Linked DNA regions of Homo sapiens: all the other regions are linked to region 1. A link is a contact called in ENCODE Hi-C or POLR2A ChIA-PET data. All regions are on one chromosome and are shown on one strand. The core of a region is the stretch at or near the end of the contact, and the rest is flanking DNA. Distances in the headings are between cores, read along the strand shown. Region 1 holds the start of ENAH (ENAH actin regulator). Region 2 overlaps LOC107985352 (a long non-coding RNA gene). Region 3 overlaps ENAH (ENAH actin regulator).

What was found. A loop is a pair of places that touch in the nucleus more often than their neighbours do. ChIA-PET counts read pairs that join two places held with the same protein, here RNA polymerase II (POLR2A). Pooled maps may share reads with other maps.
Region 2: a map of heart left ventricle shows a loop between it and region 1 (4-fold over the local background). The contact joins the enhancer-like site here to the promoter of ENAH in region 1. A Hi-C loop is called at or near these places in 20 of 168 maps with a recorded cell type or tissue (A673, Caco-2, IMR-90 and 13 more) and 20 of 50 pooled maps. POLR2A ChIA-PET finds 5 or more read pairs at or near these places in 17 of 52 experiments (A549, AG04449, AG04450 and 14 more).
Region 3: a loop to region 1 is called in a map of Right ventricle myocardium inferior, with 2.9 times the contacts of the local background. The contact joins the enhancer-like site here to the promoter of ENAH in region 1. A Hi-C loop is called at or near these places in 25 of 168 maps with a recorded cell type or tissue (Caco-2, IMR-90, Right ventricle myocardium inferior and 12 more) and 12 of 50 pooled maps. POLR2A ChIA-PET finds 5 or more read pairs at or near these places in 15 of 52 experiments (A549, AG04450, Caco-2 and 10 more).

Annotation. Positions count from the first base shown.
Region 1 is chr1:225,650,667-225,655,673 of GRCh38, forward strand. It overlaps ENAH (ENAH actin regulator), which reads right to left and starts at 2,457. Exons shown (of 14, transcript NM_018212.6): 1 at 2,020-2,457. The coding sequence starts at 2,024. RefSeq lists a silencer at 2,307-2,436.
Region 2 is chr1:225,744,577-225,749,583 of GRCh38, forward strand. LOC107985352 (a long non-coding RNA gene) reads left to right here. Exons shown (of 2, transcript XR_001738499.2): 2 at 230-1,016. Among named protein-coding and RNA genes, the nearest start is that of SRP9, 31 kb to the right of the region's middle. Within about 2 kb of position 2,400, at least 30 of the 41 ENCODE cell types and tissues checked have a DNase peak (open chromatin) inside an H3K27ac peak, as active enhancers do; they include A673, HCT116, PC-9 and 7 more, where a contact is called at or near this core.
Region 3 is chr1:225,578,645-225,583,651 of GRCh38, forward strand. All of the region lies in intron 1 of ENAH (ENAH actin regulator), which reads right to left. Among named protein-coding and RNA genes, the nearest start is that of ENAH, 72 kb to the right of the region's middle. Within about 2 kb of position 1,959, at least 2 of the 41 ENCODE cell types and tissues checked have a DNase peak (open chromatin) inside an H3K27ac peak, as active enhancers do.

The DNA of each region.
Region 1 (5,007 bases), core at 1,207-3,706:
GGTGAAACCCCGTCTCTACTAAAAATACAAAAAATTAGCCGGGCGTGGTGATACCCGCCTGTAATCCCAGCTACTTGGGAGGCTGAGGCAGGAGAATCGCTTGAACCCAGGAGGCGGAGGTTGCAGTGAGCCGAGACCGCGCCACTGCACTCCAGCCTGGGCAAGAGAGCAAGACTGCATTTAAAAAAAAAAAAAAAAAAAAAAAAAAAAAACTTTCCCTGTTTTATATTTCTCAATGTTAAGATAAGTTTACCCAAAGTTTGAAACAACTGATAACTTCTGGTCTGCAAGATCCCTACGGCATTAGATCTCTAAAACAGAAACCAACAACATATAATATTACAAGATATAACAGTATGTATATTATAGTTCCTGAGTTTAAGGACATCAGTAACTTGATTTAAAAAAAAAGAAGTCATGCTCAAACATACGACTCAAAGTTTTCAAGCCATATTTTACAAAGATTGTGTTTTTTGGTTCGTATGCTATAATTACTATTTAAACTCATCGCTTATATTTGAAAATAACTTGTGTGAAATCATCAAGGGAAAAGGGGTCAGTCGCCTAGAGACACCACATTAAACTCACTCTTTAAGGCCATCATAAATACAGGTAACTTGGAATCAGAAAAAAAAATTCAAATTCACAGTAAGCCTAAGTAAAAATTCAACAAAGATATATCACAATATATATATAAAAGCAAAATGGAAACACGTTTAACCTTGATAGAAAAAAAAAATGAAAAGCAAAGTTTAAAATGGAAACTACCGAAATTGAGAAAGAATTCCAATGACATGACATTTTCTTGCCAAAGCGAAGGAATTTGTAGATTATATCATTCAAATCTCATTGTATTACATTATAAAGGTCTTAGCAACGGTTGGCCATTAATCTTTAACACAAAGGAGATTCAAATCCAAATGAACTGTAAGACTATCTCTTCCAGGAGAGAGAAATGGAGTAATTTACTTTATCCACAATTGTTTAACCCAAAAGGAAGGCCTTTAAGGATGATAACGCAGAATGGATCAGCCTTCAGTCTACCAAGTCCCATTTCACACGAAGTCTTGCACCAATCCGAAAAGAGAAGGTTATGGACACAGAACAGGTTTAGGAAAGGCTGGAAAAAAAATCTCCAATGAATGACACACCACATCACGGTTTATTCTCCTACACAATTTGAGAAACAATAAAGAAAAATATCATACCATATGTTTCATCGTATCAATTAAAAAAATATTTTACGACAGTACATTCAATTCTTCGGGGCCGCAAAAATAATTTAGCTCCTGTTTTATTGAGTACAGAGCAAAGGGAAAAAGCAGCTGCTGCAATGCAACACAGGCTGCTACAGAGAAAGGGGAGAAAAGGCTTTTCCAAACAGATCCCTTCCCCGCCCCCGCTTACACACCCCTACCAACTTACTTATCCCAGTCTTTTACTGCCCCCACCACGTGAACCTAATCAATTCTTTCCCTTCCCCCACCATCGTGAAATTTCACCTTTCACAGCTCCTTCACCTACCCCTACCAGAGGCACTTTATTACCCGCAGAGATTTCAGACCTTTCAAACTTTTCTTCCTTTTTTAATTAAACACGAGAGTTCGGAGGCAAAAGTGCATGAAATTTTTACATATATACGAAAAAATACCTGTTTCCCAGCAACACGCACGCTTCGATTCTCGAACCCCTCCCCATCTCCCGGGTTTCGCTTGCAAAGGCTTGGGGGAGGGAGCCAGGCGCAAATTAAATTTAGGAAGGGAAATCCTGGGTGAAAGAAGAGCATTTGAGGAAAAATGAGAGAACGATGAAGCGAGACCCCCAAACCACACGGGTTGGGGAGGTTTCCAAGAAAGAAAGAGAAATTGGAAGGGACAAAAGGCGGAGGGGGGAGGAACAGACCGGAGACCAGGGGAGACGCGCCGGGCCGGGAGAGGGAAGGCGGGGTCCGAGGAGAACGGGGGTCGCGGCTCCCGCGGCACAATGGCCCGCCCGGCCCCCGCCCCGCGCGCCCCTCACCTCATGGTGCCGGCGGCGCAGAGGCTTCCCCACCAGCCGGGAGACGCAGAAGGCGCCGAGCCGAGGGGGGGGTCTCTCCTCCAGGGGTGGGGAGCAGCTCGGAGACGGGAGACAAGTGTCCGGCTCCTCCTTCGGCGGCCAGGGGGCTACACCATCTCCTCGCACAAAGCCGAGGCGCCGGCCGGGAGTGTGGGAGAAGAGGGCGAGAGAAAGGCTGGGGAGGGGGCGGAGAGGCCGAGGCGCGGAGCTGGTCCCCAGGCGGCCGCCGCCTCCCACCTCCTCGTGGTCCTGCTCCTCCTCCCGGAGCTTCCTCGGCCGCCCTCTGAGGGGTGCCCGCCGGGGCCGCGCGCCCGGCCGCCGCTCCACAGGCCCGCGCTCGCCGCGCCGCCGCCGAGGCCGTGTGCAACCGGCAGCTGCTGCAGCCGCGGGAGGAGAGTCGGGATCGCCGCGAGGAACCCGGGAGGAGGCGGGGCGCGCGGCGGAGGAACACGCAGGCGCCGCCCTCCTCCCCTCCTTCCCCCGGGGGCGAGGGGGCGGTGCGGGGGGAGGGGAGGAAAGGGGAGGCGGGGGGCCGGGCGCACTCCCCCGCGCCGGCGGCCGGGCCCCCGCCGGACTGCGGAGAGCGAGGCTGGGAGAGAGCGAGCGCGACGGCGGCGGCGGCGGAGAGAGGCTCTTTGTTGCCTCCCTACCCCGCCCCCTGCACCCCTCTGGGATTCGGGCGGGCCACCACCCCCCCCTCCCGCCCAACACCTCCGGCCAGTTGTCGGCCGGGGTTCCTCGCCCGTGGTTGTCCTTGACCGTCGGCCCCCTCCCCGTCGCCTCCCGCTCCCCAGAGGCTTGGGGAGCTCCGAGGCCTCCCCCACGGCCACGGTGCGGAGACCGAGGCGCCGAGACCTCCTGGGCGCCAGACCCGTAGGCACCGGCGTGGGGAGCTTGGACGCGTGACTGGGCACAGGGCCGGGCCAGGAGACTCCGGGTCGGCTCGCGGCCGGGTGCCCTCGCGCGGGGCGAGTGCTCAGCCCGCCCTGTTGCGGTCTCAGGACGGGGATGAGGGAATCGGGGGGCATCCCGGTCAGCCCAACTGCCCGCCCTCGCCGCGGCTGCGCCCAGCGATTCCTGCGGAGTTGAGGAGGGGCATATAAATGGAAAATATGGTCATCATTGTTCCCTTCGCTCCTTTTCTTCCCGAGGAATCCCAGCGTGCTGCGCCGATGGAACGAGTTGATGTGCACACTAGGTATAGGGATGACTTCATCCCCAAACGAACGCAGCCGACTCTCGGGGAAACGCAGTCGCCGGGAGACGCGCGCGGAACAGTGTGTTGCCGCAAGAGTGGAAGAAGAGAAACGCAGCCAGTGGAGCCGCTTTCCAGCGTCATTAGCAAAGAGGGAATCCCGGGCAGGGGGCGGGGAGAGAGAGGAACTAATGATAATTTTAAATTTTTCGTCATTCCCAATGGTCTTGAAGTCACCTCCCTTAAAAAGTAGATATAAAATACTGGCGAGGCAATTTCATTTCAAGTCAAGTCGGGGAGGAGGGCATCCAGGAAGCCAGAATTGATCGTTGTTGAAGGTTTTGTTTTCGGTTTTTTTTAAATCTAAAAACAAATCCAATAATAAAATTTTTAACTGTACGAATTACGGCCCCCTTTTAGTCCGGAAGACAGGGATGTACTTTCTGTATAAAAGGTGAGGAGGATAGAAAAGGGTTGTTGCTACAGGGATCCTATTGCTGAAGGATCTCATCCAAAATGGAGGACCTACCATGACTCCAGGAATCCATTCAAAAGTTTTGGTGTTTTGTTTTAAGATGCAGGTACCATTCAAAAGATAGTTAGGAAGGTTGGGATAATGTACACTTCCAAATGAAAAGACAGGTTATAGTGATCCGTGGTCAATGCCTGATTTGTCTATAATTGAACTGTGTAGCCCATTTTTAACCATAAAAAAAGCTTCCTGGTTTCAGCCGGGTGCGGTGGCTCACGCCTGTCATCTCAGCACTTCGGGAGGCTGAGGCAGGCGAATCATCTGAGGTCAGGAGTTCCAGACCAGCCTGGCCAACATGGCGAAACCCTGTCTCTACTAAAAATAAAAAATAAAAAAACAGCCGGGCGTGGTGGTGCACGCCTGTAATCCCAGCTGAGTCAAGAGAATCGCTTGAACCCGGGAAGAGGAGGTTGTAGTGAGCTCAGATCACACCACTGCACTCCAGCCTAGGTGACAGAGCGAGACTCCATCTAAAAAATAAATAAATAAATAAATAAATAAATAAATAAATAAAATTCCTGGTTTCAGAGCTCAATACCGAGTTATTTTCTTTTTGGAACCGGCAGCCTTAGACCAACAGCCCTATAGAAGCAGTGACCCGGAGCTATGGCAGAGGATCAAGGTGGCCTCAGGTAGTAGAAAGCATGATGCCTCTGCCTTAAACATGGTGTACTTGAAGAACGCTAATTTCCACCCACATATCTAATTACAGCTTACCATTACAGAGGGCATTTTATTCAAGGATCTCCAACCACTGGAGAGAAAACAAACTTGCCAGTCAAATGTTCTAGTTGCCATATTGCAAGTAGAGACAGGGAAACATAGAGCTCAAGTAACTGGATCAATTAGTGCAACAGGCATGATTAAAAATCATAGCTACCAACTATGAGGGTCATTGTCTTACGTAAGTTTCTCCCTGTAGTTTGAAACACATACCTCAAGTATTTGAACATGTGCTGTGGAGAGTTTTTTCTTGGAAAAATTAAGACATATTGAACCATCTTGGAAAAGTATTAATAAAACATATTCGACCACAGAGAAGTCACACCAATTTGCCTTAGTCCATTCATAGCAATACAGTAAATCCGACAGAGCTTATGTTTCAGGGAAAACTCTTACAAAGGGCCAAAAGGGGTGGAGAGAGTGCTGTAATGACTCAAGCTATCTCCTGCCAGACACAAGAAACAAGGATAAAAATTCCTTACAGATGACTCCATAACCT
Region 2 (5,007 bases), core at 1,150-3,649, 94 kb after region 1:
AAGTAGCTGGGACTACAGGCACCCACCACCATGCCCGGCTAATTTTTGTATTTTTAGTAGAGACGGGGTTTCACCATGTTGGTCAGGATGGTCTCAATATCTTGACCTTGTGATCTGCCTGCCTCGGCCTCCCAAAGTGCTGGGATTTATAGGCGTGAGCCACCGCACCTGGCCTCCTGGGTTTTAACATGAGCTCAGCCCAGACTGAATCTCTTAGTCTCAATTCTAGGTCATGTGGCAAAGACACTTTGAGGAGCCCATCCTGGGATGAAAACCATGGCCAGGGAAGAGGCCACAGCAGAGAGGCAGAGGTGCTGAAACCACTTCTGCAACCACAAGGACGAAAGTGCACCTCATTGGTGAGGGAGCGCTGGTGCCTGCCCCCATGTGCACACAGCAGCCCATAGCTAAGGAGTCACAGAGCTCTTACCTCAATCCTACCTGATCAGTTCAGCCAGAACTGATCTCTCAGCCAAGTCTGTACCCTGGCTAGAATGTGATCTTCAAAATGTGATCCTAACCTGTTTTGTTCACTCCTATGACCCCAGCATCCAGAACAATGCTTGGCACCATTGGTAGGCACTCAAATACTATACTTGGTACATCAAATAACAAATTAACTCCTCCATTCTATGCCTTCTTGGAAGGGATACAGGATGGCAGCTGGGGAGAGGAGAGCACAGAAGAAAGATGAGAACAGGATCTTAGAAAACTTCCCTGGGGCATATTTGTAGGCCCTGACTTACCCAGATCCTTGGAACAGGAATTATGGCTTAGGGAGCAGTAGGCAAGCCCTGATCATGGAGCCTGGCAGACCCATTTATTCCTTCAACAAGGATTTATGGAACACTTACCAGATGCCAAGTCCTGCTGTATTCTCAGCCTTGCCAGGCCTAGCTTTCATACCCTTCTGGCCCTGTGATTTCTGGCTAGCTGTTAGCCTCTCTCTCTGTTCATTCATTGGTAAATACATCACAGGGTTCTTGAGAAGATTAAATGACATAATATATAAAATACTTGCTTGTGCATAGTAACTGTCCTGTAAATATTTTTGCTGCAAAACATGGTTGTTGGGTTTTCTGTTGTTTTGTGGGGGGTGGGGAGATGGGGCTTAAGGTACAACTGTAACTGTGTAATTTACCACTGTCTGGGGTTCCTCCAGAAGATGGAATTGATCTGTATAATCATCATTTCTCGTGCAAGAATAGCCTTGCCTTCACCTGGCTGCTTTTATATGAAGGAAGTGCTCTTCTTTCCATAAGAGGGCACAGCTTCTGGCGCAGCAGCAGGAAGCTGTAGATGCAGCATGGGTTACTTGGGGAATAATCGGGTTTGCACAGCACCACACACCTTCCTACTCACATGGGGTGCCCAGGGTGCTGGTGTCGGCCTGGTCAGAGGGCAGGTGAAGCTAATGGCTGCCATGCAGTGAATTCACGGGGCTACCTTGTTCTACTTCTCTCTACCTCCTCCCTCCTGGCTTCTGGTCCCAGGTGTCTCAAGCACAGTTCAGCGTCTTTGAATCTCCATTCAGGGCCATCCCAGTCCCTCAGGTTCTCTGATATGAGAGAGAAGATCTCCCAGGCCTCCTTCCTCCAAGAGACCCCCTCTGTCCCCCCCCACTCTCCCCCAGTTTGGCCTCCTAGGCAGACGGTTTTTGTTTGAGTGTCATCCCTCTCCTCCGGACGCCCCATCATTCACCTTCAGCATTTAGGAACACAGCAGCAATCTAAACCAAATGGAGAAAGCAGGAGAAATTTTTAAAAGAAAGAAAAAAAAGGCCAGGTGCAGTGGCTCACACCTGTAATCTCGGCACTTTGGGATGCCAAAGTGGGTGGATTGCTTGAGGTCAGGAGTTTGAGACCAGCCTGGCCAACATGGCGAAACCCGTCTCTACTAAAATACAAAAATTAGCCAGGCATGGTGGCAGGCGCCTGTAATCCCAGCTACTCCAGAAGCTGAGGCAGGAGAATCGCTTGAACCTAGGAGGCGGAGGTTGCAGTGAGCCCTGGGATGAAGCCACTGCACTCCAGCCTGGGTAACAGAGCAAGACTCTATCTCAAAAAAAAAAAAAAAAAAGAATAAAAAAGAACAGATAATTTCAAAAGGACATTAAGCTCTATTCAGAGACACAATCTCCAATCAACAAAACGAAAGGCAAGCGTTGCCCCACAGGGACTGGCTGAAAGGCAGCCTGGCGGTGAGAGCGTTCTGGAGCTGGCTTCTCACACTGGGGAGGGCGCCCTCCCAGCAACCAGCCCCACCTGACGGGATCAGGCAGGACCCCACCCCAGGCTACGGGGCTTTGGGCTTCCCTGCTGAGGAGTTTCCTCCCGACACAGCTTACAAAGGCTCCCTCACAGGGGTAACAGCAGGACCGTGCTTGGCTGACAGAATGCTTTGGCAGAAAACTGCTGTCTGAGTCAGCCCTGAGAAATAATTAACCCTCATGATGTTTCCTGGAGGACTGAAGAGGGTTGGGTGTGGAGGATACAGGGAGGGCCTGAAGAGCTGGGCTTCTGAAGGGGAGGGAGCGCCTGGGCCTTCGGGCCTGGGCCTCCAGCAGCCTCACCTGAGGTGCCAGGACCCCCCAGCTAGCTCGCACCTGCTCTCTGGGCCTCAAGATTGTTCTCGGGGAGGGCAGAGAGAAGACTCTTACTTTTCTTCTTTTTTTTTTTTTTTTTTTTTGAGACAGGGTCTGGCTGTCACCTAAGCTGGAGCATAGTGGTGCAATCATAGCTCACTGCAGCCTCAGCCTCCTGGGTTCAAGTGATCCTCCCACCTCAGCCTCCCAAGTAGCTGGGACTACACACACACACCACCATGTCCAGCTAATTTTTGTACTTTTTGTAGAGACAGGGTCTTGCCATATTGCCCAGGCTGGTCTCAAACTCTTGGGCTCAAGTGATCCGCCTGCCTCAGCCTCTGAAAGTGCTGGGATTATAGGTGTGAGCCACCATGCCTAGCCTTTTATTTTTTATTTATTTTTTTGAGACAGTGTCTCTTATGTTGCCCAGGCTGGAGTGCAGTAGCATGAACATGGCTCACCACAGCCTCAATCTCCCAGGCTCAAGCTATCCTCTTGCCTCAGCCTCCCAAAGCACTGTGATTACAGTCATGAGCTGCCACACCCAGCTAGTATTTCTTTTCTTTTTTCTGTAGAGACAAGTTCTTGCTATGTTGCCCAGGCTGGTCTCGCACTCCTGGGCTCAAGTGATTCATCCACCTCAGCCTCCCAAAGTGCTGGGATTATAGGCGTGAGCCACCGGCACCCTGCCTGACCCTTACTTTTCTAGACACTCTTCCTGGAGGCCTGTTTCCATTCGGGGCCTTTTTGTAACATGTAAGTCGGGCAGATCACTATGCGGAGCTGCTCACCGTGTGCTGCTCAGTGTGGTACCAAGAGCTCAGAGAAGACACAAGTAAAACATAAGATCCAGACCGGGCCTCAGGGAACTCACCACCTGAGCAGAGAGGGGAGGCATGAAAACCCATTCAGTTAGATGGCCTCTGCTGGTCATGTGTTCATACATCCAGTGTGATAGGGGAAAAGAGATTTTCTTAAGCCTGAGCAGATTACTTTACACATTTAGACTGGGGGCTCAAACACTTGCTAAGGTAATAATGTTGCTTGTGATTCATATTTGTTCTTCCTTCTTTTTTTTTTGAGACAGAGTTTCGCTTTTGTTGCCCAGGCTGGAGCGCAGTGGTGCAGTCGCGGCTCACCGCAACCTCTGCTTCCCGGGTTCAAGCGATTCCCCTGGCTCAGACTCCCGAGTATCTGGGATTACAGGCGCCTGCCACCACGCCCAGCTAATTTTATATTTTCAGTAGAGACAGGGTTTCTCCATGTTGGTCAGGCTGGTCTCAAACTCCTGACCTCAGGTGATCCGCCTGCCTCAGCCTCCCATAGTGCTGGGATTACAGGCATGAGCCACCGCGCCGGGCTGGTTCTTCCTTCTAAGAAGCCTCCAGAGCTCCCTGCCTGTGTCTTTCTGAGAGTCGGTCAGATGCCCCTCTTTCATTTCCCTCCATTCCAAGGCCAAGATTTCTCATCCTCATTTCACAATCGGGAAAGTCAAGACCCATGCCGCAGGCTGGCCTGCCAGGCAACTGGCCCGAGGTTTACACACACTCAAAGATGCAGCCGAAGATTTGAAAATCCCCCTGGCACATCCGTCTTCATGCACTGAATGTATTCATTGAGGTTTTAATTGTTCAGAGCACTCTTGGAAGCGGCCGAGTCCAAAGAGAATTGGAGGCTGGCAGACACGGTGCTGGGGCTTTCTCTGGATCGTATTGGTGAGACAGGATACTGTGGCATGCTAACTTAGCAGTCAGCAAACTGTTTTTGTAAGGGCCCAGATAGTAAATAGTCAGTATTTTAGGCTTTATAGGCCAAATACTGTCTTTGTCACATTTTCTTCTTTGTTTTTGGTTGTTTGTTTTTGAGATGGAGTCTCGCTCTGTCGCCCAGGCTGGAGTACAGTGGTGCCATCTCAGCTCACTGCAAGCTCCACCTCCTGGGTTCACGCCATTCTCCTGCCTCAGCCTCCCGAGTAGCTGGGACTACAGGTGCCCGCCACCACGCCCTGCTAATTTTTTGTATTTTTAGTAGAGACGGCATTTCACCGTGTTAGCCAGTATGGTCTCGATCTCCTGACCTCGTGATCCGCCCACCTCGGCCTCCCAAAGTGCTGAGATTACAAGTGTGGGCCACCGCGCCTGGTGTTTTTTTGTTTGTTTTTTGTTTTTTGTTTTTTTAACTATGGTATAGCTGGGCATGGTGGTTGGTGCCTGTAGTCCCACCTACTTGGGAGGCTGAGATGGGAGGATTGTTTGAGCACAGGAATTTTAAGCTGCAGTGAGCAATGATCACACCACTGTACTCTAGCCTGGTCAACAAAGTGAGACCCTGATTCTAAAACAAACAAAAACCAAAAAAAGCCAGGCTGGATGCAGTGGCTCACACCTGTAATCTCAGCACTTTGGGAGGCTGAGGTGGGC
Region 3 (5,007 bases), core at 709-3,208, 73 kb before region 1:
AGACTAATTAACAAAGATAAAGCAAACGTTACTTGGAAAAATTAAAACCAACAGTTTCAGAAGAATGCACTCTACAACTGTCTATAAATATTTCAGAGTATTGTTTAACTGTAGGCACAAAAAATCCTATCAATGAGGAAAAATCTTATCAGTGAATTACTATCTAATAGAGACTAACAGCTCCCCAGTTAGTCAGTTATAAAGAATCCAAATCTCTTGGTTTATGTTATGAAAGACCTAAATCCCAGAGACAATTAAGTGACATAAGCAGTTACTGAGCCAGTGTTGATACTAATAATACTACTAATAATAGTAAAAAATAAGGATATGTATATAGTACTTACTAAGTGCCATATATGGTTCTATGTGCTTTGCCTTTATTAATTCGCTTATTTCTTCAACAACCTTATGTGGTAGGTACCGTTAATATCCCCATTTTACAGATAGGAAATGGAGACACAAGAAGTGAATTAACTTGACTAAAGACATACTGTAGGGAGAGGCAGAAATGGGACTTAAAGCAGCCAGTCTGCTTCCAGGTCTGGACTTGCAACCACTCTACTAAAAAAAGAAAGATTCTGACTATAAACTATATTAGTTCCACAAAATTACCTCTTCACATATTTTCTATTATTTCCACATTATACTTCATGTTATATTTAATTTGAAGCTAAGAGGAAAGAATTTATTTGCTGAAATTTATGTTCTTTTTAGAAATAACCAAGGTTTATTTTAAAGGTTTCATTACTGAAGATACAATGTTAACCTATAACAAAAACATGTCTAGAATATCAGATTTTTTTAAGGCAGTAGGAAGAAACTTATTCATAAAATTAATACTCCAGGGAAAGTTTCCTTCAAATAGAATCTCAACTTTCTTCAAAGAATTACATGAAAGACAAAATCTGTGGGAAACATTTTAGACATCAAACTATAGATACAGATAGAGATTCACACAGACATGCACACAGAAACATGAAGAATAGAATAGCAGCTATCGTTCCATTATTTTATTTAAACTACTCCAACTTTGTTACTACACAATGTATGAGTTTAGCACATTACAGGACGCACATGAACTTTGAAATCTATTAGCCAATTAGAAGAATATGTCTTTACATCTTTCAAAAAGAATAGGTAAAAAGAAATAATATATTTTCAGTTATAAATATTTTCATCCAAGTCAGTGTAGAAAAATATTGACTAGAAAATTAAGATAAAACTTCAACCTAAAACTACAGAAAAAGAACCTTTCAATGTTTAAAGTTTTGTTATGTTCCTTTATTTGAGATGCTTTGCTGTTCTTCCTATGTAAGACATCACATAGCTTCCTAGTGGTAAACTTTGCTTTTAAAATTTCTCACCCTACTGTGTGATTCTGGTTCCTACTCTAAGTATACACTGTAAGAAATAAAAATTTATTATACCTTCTTCTTCTTCCCCACACCCTCAACTCATCAACAACAAAAAAATAGCTATTAATAATCTCCACACCTCCTAGTATTCATGCCCAGAGACTTACCTCTACTGAACAGAATATGGGAAAAAAAATACATATATATATATATGGAATGTCACTTCCAAGGTTAATTTACGAAGTGACTCTGGCTTCCATCTAGCTTGCCACCACCTTATGGAGAGGCCCACACGAGACAATTATCAGGAATAAAATGAGGCCCTCAGTCTAACAGCTGGCATGCAACTAAATCCAATCCATTAATGTGAATGAGCTTAGAAGCAGATCCTCCTCCCCCCGTGATGACTTCAGTTGAGACTGCAGCCCTGGCCAACATTTTGACTGCATTTATGAAAGACCCTGAGCTAGAGGAACCACCTAAGCCAAACCCAGAATCCTGACCCTCAGAAACTGTGTAATAAATACGTGACGTTTTAAGCCACTAAAACTTTGTGTAATTTATTGTGTGGCTATAAGTAACACACTACCCCTTCACTCCCTCGTGCCTGACCCCAAGACCTTAAACTACTTAAGATTGGGCCGGGTGCAATTCACGCCTGTAATCCCAGCACTTTGGGAGGCCAAGGTGGGTGGATCATTTGAGATCAGGACTTCGAGAACAGCCTGGCCAACATGGTGAAACCCTGTCTCTATTAAAAATACAAAAATTAGCCAGCCATGGTGTCTCGTGCCGTAATCCCAGCTACTTGGGAGGCTGAAGCCTGGGAGGGTGGAAGTTGCAGTGAGCCGAGATCGCATCACTGTACTCCAGCCTGGGCAACAGGGCGAGACTCTGTCTCAAGAAAAAAACCAAAAAAAAAAAAAAAAAAAGCCAAGATTACCTCAGATTTCATAAGCTCCGTGACTTTTAGCACACATATAGGCACACAGGGCTCAGATTCTTCGTCTGGCCACCCATCTTTTTTTAACTGGACTTGTAATTTTCAAAGATCAATTCCCAGTGCACCAGCAAACCTAAACCGTCATTCACAGCATGAGAGTTCACAAAAAGTACAGACATCTAGAAATGGTCACAGAAAAAAAAGAAAAATGTGGGAAAACACTTCACTTGGCAACACATACTTCCCTATCTTAATAAATTCTCCCATTAATAAGAAACTTTTCTCAGTAACTGAATAGATTATTTCACCTGTTTCCTGTAGTTCTTCTTTTCCTCACATTATTTTCATGAAGTTATATGGCAAAGCCTCTCAAAATACTTTCCAAGCACCGTAGAGTTAAAAATATCAAGTGTGGCTAATTTTAGCTATAAAGGCACCAGGCAGAGCCAAGTTAGACAGACGTGGAAATAAAAACGGGATGAAAGATGGAGTGGGAGTGGAGGGTGGAGGGTGAGCCACACTGACTTCTTATATTTTTATTTTGCAAGGTTATTAATTTCAATGAATGAATAGTGTCAGCAAAAGACAAGTACCATATGAGATCAAGAAAGAAAAACTAAAGCAGAATACTATAGAATCTCAATCTATTTTTCTCAAAATGTAAGCAGGGAGGGTTCTGCTTCTGGCCAAGTAATGGCCAACTTTCCAAATGACCCTCCCATAGATAAAACTATAAACTCTGGATTAAAATTAAAAAGAATTTTTTTCTGAGACAGGGTTTCACTCCGTCACCCAGGCTGGAGTGCAGTGGTGCTCACTGCATCCTCTACCTCCCAGGCCCAAGCAATCCTCCTACCTCAGCCTCCCAAGTAGCTGGGACAAACCACAGGCACGCACCACCACACCCAGCTAATTTTTTTTTTTTTTTTTAATTTTTGGTAGAGATGGGATCTCCCTATCTTGCCAAGGCTGGTCTCTAACTCCTGAGCTCAAGCAATCCTCATCTCTGGATAAAATTTATAGAACAACTATATGAAATGTATGGTTTGGATCTGTGTCCCTGCCCAAATGTCATGTCACTGTAATCCCCAATGTTGGGGGTGGGGCCTGGTGCAAGGTGACAGGATAATGAGGGTCGTCCTTTCTGAATGGTTTAGCAACATCCCCTTGGTGCTATTCCTTTGATAGTAAGTTCTCATGAGATCTGGTTGTCTTCCCCCCCTCTCTCTCTCTTGCTCCTGCTCCAGCCACAGGAAGTGCCAGCTCCCCCTTTGCCTTCCGCCATGACTGTAAGTTTCCTGAGGCCTCCCCGGAAGCCAGCATCATGATTCTTGTAAAGCCTATGGAACCGTAAGCCAATTAAACTTCTGTTCTTTATACATTACCCAAGCTCAGGTATTTATTTATAGCAGTGAAAAGAACGGACTAATGCAGGAAGGCACTGGAGAATGAGAAGAAGGGAGTCAACTCTTTTAAGAAAGGAATAATACGGGGAGAGTTCTCTGATGTTTACAGCTTTTAGCCTGACAACTGGTCCTGGTCTGTGCTACATGGGAGAGCTAAAACTCCAACAGAAACCCCCACAGACTTTCTAGCTTAAAGATAAAAGGATAGAGTTCAGGGCAATCCATAGCTGCTGCAAAATGAGAGGAAATTCCTGGGAGGAAAATGAGCCAGTGGGCAGGAAGGAACCCCAAATTCTGTATATAAACTCTGCCTAAATCTCTGGATGATCCCTGATCTACTCATGTGTAGGGCAGTTTCCAAGTAACTAAAAGAGCTGAACCAAAATATGACCCACTGCCTAAAAGACAGAATTTGCTGTTTTGAGTCCAACCAAGTTATACAGATCTGTGGGACAGTATCATTGGGGCTAACATATTAATATGTGTAAGAGTCTGGGACAACTCCCCACTCTCCGCAAAAAAGAGCAAAGCATATTCAATCTAAAAACAACCACAAGTAGGTATATCACAGTTGAAGACGAAGATACTTGAAATGGCTAGAGAAAAATGAAACTTTACATAAAGAAGAACAATAAATTGGATGACCACAGACATCTTCATATTGTACTGCAGAAACAAAAGAGAACAGAGACAATAAAACAACATCTTTAAAGAGCTCAAATACAAAGCTGCCAATCTAGAATTCCATATCCAGGGAAAATATTCTTTAAAAATGAAGGCAAATAAAGATATTTTAAGAAAAAAGAGGCCAGGCGAGGTGGCTCACACCTGTAATCTCAGCACTTTGGGAGGCTGAGGCGAGCAGATCACCTGAGGTCAGAAGTTCAAGACTAGCCTGGCCAACATGGTGAAACCTCATCTCTACAAAAATACAAAAACTAGCCAGGCATGATGGCGGGTGCCTGTAATCCCAGCTACTCAGGAGGCTGAGGTGGGAGAATTGCTTGAACCAGGAGGTGGAGTTGCAGTGAGCCAAGATCGCGCCATTGCACTCCAGACTGGGCGACAGAGGAAGACCCTGTATCAAAAAAAAAAAAAAAAAAAAGAGAGAGAGAATTATTCAAGTTGAAAGAAAATGGTACCAGACACTCAAATAGTCTGTAAGAAATGAAGAGCATTAGGCTGGGCGCAGTGGCACATGCCTGTAATCCCAGCATTTTGGGAAGCAGAGGCGGGTGGATCACCTGAGGTCAGGAGTTCATGACCAGCCTAACATGGTGAAACCCTGTCTCTACTAAATACA